2 separate regions of the Homo sapiens genome follow, and region 1 is linked to region 2. A link is a loop called in an ENCODE intact Hi-C map of the cell type or tissue named here. Cell type or tissue: Calu3. All regions are shown on one strand. Each heading gives the region's core, and the rest is flanking DNA. Links, peaks and the distances in the headings are about the cores only.

Region 1 (2,925 bases), core at 126-2,625, 760 kb before region 2:
CGCCCATCGGTGCTTTTTATGGATGAAAAAATGTTGGTTTTGTGGGTTGTTGCACTCTCTGGAATATCTACACTTTTTTTTGCTGCTGATCATTTGGTGGTGTGTGAGTGTACCTACCGCTTTGGCAGAGAATGACTCTGCAGTTAAGCTAAGGGCGTGTTCAGATTGTGGAGGAAAAGTGGCCGCCATTTTAGACTTGCCGCATAACTCGGCTTAGGGCTAGTCGTTTGTGCTAAGTTAAACTAGGGAGGCAAGATGGATGATAGCAGGTCAGGCAGAGGAAGTCATGTGCATTGCATGAGCTAAACCTATCTGAATGAATTGATTTGGGGCTTGTTAGGAGCTTTGCGTGATTGTTGTATCGGGAGGCAGTAAGAATCATCTTTTATCAGTACAAGGGACTAGTTAAAAATGGAAGGTTAGGAAAGACTAAGGTGCAGGGCTTAAAATGGCGATTTTGACATTGCGGCATTGCTCAGCATGGCGGGCTGTGCTTTGTTAGGTTGTCCAAAATGGCGGATCCAGTTCTGTCGCAGTGTTCAAGTGGCGGGAAGGCCACATCATGATGGGCGAGGCTTTGTTAAGTGGTTAGCATGGTGGTGGACATGTGCGGTCACACAGGAAAAGATGGCGGCTGAAGGTCTTGCCGCAGTGTAAAACATGGCGGGCCTCTTTGTCTTTGCTGTGTGCTTTTCGTGTTGGGTTTTGCCGCAGGGACAATATGGCAGGCGTTGTCATATGTATATCATGGCTTTTGTCACGTGGACATCATGGCGGGCTTGCCGCATTGTTAAAGATGGCGGGTTTTGCCGCCTAGTGCCACGCAGAGCGGGAGAAAAGGTGGGATGGACAGTGCTGGATTGCTGCATAACCCAACCAATTAGAAATGGGGGTGGAATTGATCACAGCCAATTAGAGCAGAAGATGGAATTAGACTGATGACACACTGTCCAGCTACTCAGCGAAGACCTGGGTGAATTAGCATGGCACTTCGCAGCTGTCTTTAGCCAGTCAGGAGAAAGAAGTGGAGGGGCCACGTGTATGTCTCCCAGTGGGCGGTACACCAGGTGTTTTCAAGGTCTTTTCAAGGACATTTAGCCTTTCCACCTCTGTCCCCTCTTATTTGTCCCCTCCTGTCCAGTGCTGCCTCTTGCAGTGCTGGATATCTGGCTGTGTGGTCTGAACCTCCCTCCATTCCTCTGTATTGGTGCCTCACCTAAGGCTAAGTATACCTCCCCCCCCACCCCCCAACCCCCCCAACTCCCCACCCCCACCCCCCACCCCCCACCTCCCCACCCCCCTACCCCCCTACCCCCCTACCCCCCTCTGGTCTGCCCTGCACTGCACTGTTGCCATGGGCAGTGCTCCAGGCCTGCTTGGTGTGGACATGGTGGTGAGCCGTGGCAAGGACCAGAATGGATCACAGATGATCGTTGGCCAACAGGTGGCAGAAGAGGAATTCCTGCCTTCCTCAAGAGGAACACCTACCCCTTGGCTAATGCTGGGGTCGGATTTTGATTTATATTTATCTTTTGGATGTCAGTCATACAGTCTGATTTTGTGGTTTGCTAGTGTTTGAATTTAAGTCTTAAGTGACTATTATAGAAATGTATTAAGAGGCTTTATTTGTAGAATTCACTTTAATTACATTTAATGAGTTTTTGTTTTGAGTTCCTTAAAATTCCTTAAAGTTTTTAGCTTCTCATTACAAATTCCTTAACCTTTTTTTGGCAGTAGATAGTCAAAGTCAAATCATTTCTAATGTTTTAAAAATGTGCTGGTCATTTTCTTTGAAATTGACTTAACTATTTTCCTTTGAAGAGTCTGTAGCACAGAAACAGTAAAAAATTTAACTTCATGACCTAATGTAAAAAAGAGTGTTTGAAGGTTTACACAGGTCCAGGCCTTGCTTTGTTCCCATCCTTGATGCTGCACTAATTGACTAATCACCTACTTATCAGACAGGAAACTTGAATTGCTGTGGTCTGGTGTCCTCTATTCAGACTTATTATATTGGAGTATTTCAATTTTTCGTTGTATCCTGCCTGCCTAGCATCCAGTTCCTCCCCAGCCCTGCTCCCAGCAAACCCCTAGTCTAGCCCCAGCCCTACTCCCACCCCGCCCCAGCCCTGCCCCAGCCCCAGTCCCCTAACCCCCCAGCCCTAGCCCCAGTCCCAGTCCTAGTTCCTCAGTCCCGCCCAGCTTCTCTCGAAAGTCACTCTAATTTTCATTGATTCAGTGCTCAAAATAAGTTGTCCATTGCTTATCCTATTATACTGGGATATTCCGTTTACCCTTGGCATTGCTGATCTTCAGTACTGACTCCTTGACCATTTTCAGTTAATGCATACAATCCCATTTGTCTGTGATCTCAGGACAAAGAATTTCCTTACTCGGTACGTTGAAGTTAGGGAATGTCAATTGAGAGCTTTCTATCAGAGCATTATTGCCCACAATTTGAGTTACTTATCATTTTCTCGATCCCCTGCCCTTAAAGGAGAAACCATTTCTCTGTCATTGCTTCTGTAGTCACAGTCCCAATTTTGAGTAGTGATCTTTTCTTGTGTACTGTGTTGGCCACCTAAAACTCTTTGCATTGAGTAAAATTCTAATTGCCAATAATCCTACCCATTGGATTAGACAGCACTCTGAACCCCATTTGCATTCAGCAGGGGGTCGCAGACAACCCGTCTTTTGTTGGACAGTTAAAATGCTCAGTCCCAATTGTCATAGCTTTGCCTATTAAACAAAGGCACCCTACTGCGCTTTTTGCTGTGCTTCTGGAGAATCCTGCTGTTCTTGGACAATTAAAGAACAAAGTAGTAATTGCTAATTGTCTCACCCATTAATCATGAAGACTACCAGTCGCCCTTGCATTTGCCTTGAGGCAGCGCTGACTACCTGAGATTTAAGAGTTTCTTAAAT
Region 2 (2,925 bases), core at 101-2,600:
ATGGAACAACATTACATGTTAATAGATTGGGAGACTTATAATGTTAAGATGCCACTACTCTCCAAATTGATCTGCAGATTAAAATTCTACTTTTTCATTTCTTGTATATAGGAAAACAACGGACACTTTTCATATTAAACTTGTATATATATTGCTGAAAAGAAGTTTCACTCTGTTGCCCAGGCTGGAGTACAGTGGCATGATCTTGGCTCACTGCAACCTATACCTCCCAGGTCCAAGCGATTCTCCTGCCTCAGCCTCCCAAGCAGCTAGGATTTTACAGGTGCGGGCCACTGCACCCGGCTAATTTTTTGTATTTTTAGTAGAGACGGGGTTTCACCTTGTTGACCAGGCTGGTCTTGAACTCCTGACCTCAGATAATCTGCCCGCCTCGGCCTCCCAAAGTGCTAGGGTTACAGATGTGAGCCACAACGCCCGGCCATTAACCTTCTATTCTAAAACCTTGTTATAATCATTTATTAGTTCCAGGAGGTATTTTTTGTTGACTCTTTTGGATTTTTTAACATAGATCTTGTCATTTGTGAACGAAGACAATTGCATGTATTCCTTCTTAATCTGTATACTTACATTTTTATTGTCCTATAGAATTATCTAAGACTTCCAGTAAAATGTAGAAAGCAATGGTGAGAGGGGACATTCTTACTTTGTTCCTGCTCTTAGAAAGAAAGCTTCAAATTTCCAACCATTGACTATCATGTTAGCTGTATTTCTTTTGAAGATATTATTTACCAAGATGAGGAAGTTATCCTGTATGTCTCGATTATTTGGGGTTTTGCTCATGAATGAGAGTTGGATTTTGTCAAACACTTTTTCTTCATCCGCTGATATAGTCATGTGATTTTTCTTCTTTAGCCTGTTGAAGTGATGGGTTACATTAATTGATTTTATTTTAAAAAGTAAAGTAACTGATGTTACAATTGACTATATAAATACGTAATACACAATATGATATTTTGTTATATGTATAGATTTGGGAAAGTAAATCAAATTAAAACATTCATTATCTCACATACATTTTGTGATGAAAATATTTAAAATCTACTTTCACCAATGTTTAAGTATACAATAAATTGTTACTAAATATAGTTTCTGTGTCATACAAAACATCTCCTGCACTTAGTCCTCCTGTCTACATTAATTAATTTTTTTTAATTTAATTTACATCAGGATTAACCGCCCTCTAGTGGCCCACCTTAAAGTGTGAAGAAATGTGACCCTTGTGGACAACATTATTAGAGATTCATTAAAGGGTAAAAGGCTTGTGTTGCTTTTCAAAGCCCAAATAATTCAACTAAGTTTTCAGAAGTGGATGTCAATGAGCAGCAGTCTGTTTGGAAAAGAGGATATAGAAAGAGGGAGGAGAGGCTAAGGGAAGGGGAGGGGTGCTAACATCCTTATTTTATGGGAAACTGACGAAGGTGTACGCTAGAGACTGAGAGTTAAGCATATCACTTAAAGTCACTGGAGTCACCAATAGAAGAACTAAAGATCAAAAGGTATAAAAATTGCCAGAAGGAAAGACAGGGCAGATTGAAGATAGTGTGAGTGAGTTAAATCCTCCTCTCTGGTAGAGGATGGTCACTTGATGATGTCTGAAGTTGATGAATTATTGAATTAGCAGATTAGGCATTTTCTTTAGATATAAGGAGGTAATGGTCAGAACACTGCAAACAGAAATTGTTAAAGTGGTCTACTCTGGGAAGCACAGTTGGGGAGTAGGAAGTGATGGGACCTTGAATCTTTGTTTTTTATCATAAGCTCCTTTGTACTTTCTGATCATCACTATTATATTTACCATGTGCATACATATATATTTTTAATTAAGAACTATTATTTGGAGACAGTTTTAAAAAGATGATCTGTATGGGAGGAAGTCCCAAGGTTAATCACCTTGACATTAGCAAGATTTTACCACATTGAAGGAGATTTCGTTTTACATCTATTAAACAAAGCGAAAACCTAAAATTGATCAGCAGCTCATGATACTGGAGATCAGCCAACTCACGCTTCAGTAATCCATGCATGCATCACATCACAATGGTGAATATTGGTAATATTGTTCCAGAGACATCATGGAGACATCAAAGTGTGTTCAGTAGCCTGCAGCAAAGAAGCTGAAGGAGTGTATTACCTTACAGTAAATTACCTCTCAAATGGCCCCCAAGATGTTGCTCAAAAGGATGAATAGCAGTTGACAGAAAATTCTCTCCTGTCTCAATACCCCATTTTGTTGAGATAGTGTTATTAAATCTTCTGGGTGGTTTCCTTGAGTACAGAAAATGCCATGCTTTCATGTGTTAATTAATGTGCGGACCCTGAGCCTCCAGAAAATAAATAACTGGATCATTAAAAGGTCCTATGGTTGGGACTAGTACAGAGAAGCTCAATGAGAGTGTGAGCTAAGCGAGTTCAGGCCAGAGAACCCAGAGGATCAGACTCCCTCTGTACTGACACTTTGCTCCTGGTTAGAGAGAAAATTCCAGGCTGCCTGGAGCACCAGAAAGACAAGACACTGGACCTTCAAAAACCAGCTGAACAAGCACAACCCCAGGACAGAGGGCAATAAGATTAATAAGGAGTCTCTTGTATTGGGCATTGAATGCATGCCAGGCACTGTGAAAAACATTTACCATACATTATCACTTGTTATCCTTATAAATATCCCTTTGTACAGATGGGGACTCCAAAGCTAAGATGGAAAAAAGGGGGGTAAAGTACCTTGACCAAAGTAAGCACAACTCTTAAGTCATGGCCTGGGGTGTATCTGTAGGTATATTGTTATAAAATCAGTTTTGTGAACTGCCTAAAATTATAACAAAGAAGGGCATGAGTTAAGGCTTCAAGCGTGTGTTAGAAGGTGAATTGGTTCTCAGAGAGAAAAATATCTGGAATGCTATGCAAAAA

Evidence for each region. Hi-C counts contacts between places; a loop is a spot of excess contacts. Peaks named below come from ENCODE experiments on the same cell type or tissue, not always from the same donor. Only the 100,000 strongest peaks of a DNase experiment are listed, where the experiment ranks them.
Region 1: a loop joins it to region 2, with 9 times the contacts of the local background. A loop is called at or near these places in 4 of 110 quality-filtered maps.

The regions. Positions count from the first base shown.
Region 1 is chrX:73,849,083-73,852,007 of GRCh38, reverse strand. XIST (X inactive specific transcript) reads left to right here. Exons shown (of 6, transcript NR_001564.3): 1 at 1-2,925. Among named protein-coding and RNA genes, the nearest start is that of XIST, 2.2 kb to the left of the region's middle. RefSeq lists enhancers at 75-576, 440-689, 1,120-1,169. In Calu3, for the core only: no CTCF peak of the experiment used is centred there; a DNase peak (open chromatin) is centred at 1,437.
Region 2 is chrX:73,085,219-73,088,143 of GRCh38, reverse strand. No RefSeq gene overlaps it. Among named protein-coding and RNA genes, the nearest start is that of PABPC1L2A, 7.2 kb to the right of the region's middle. In Calu3, for the core only: no CTCF peak of the experiment used is centred there; a DNase peak (open chromatin) is centred at 1,203.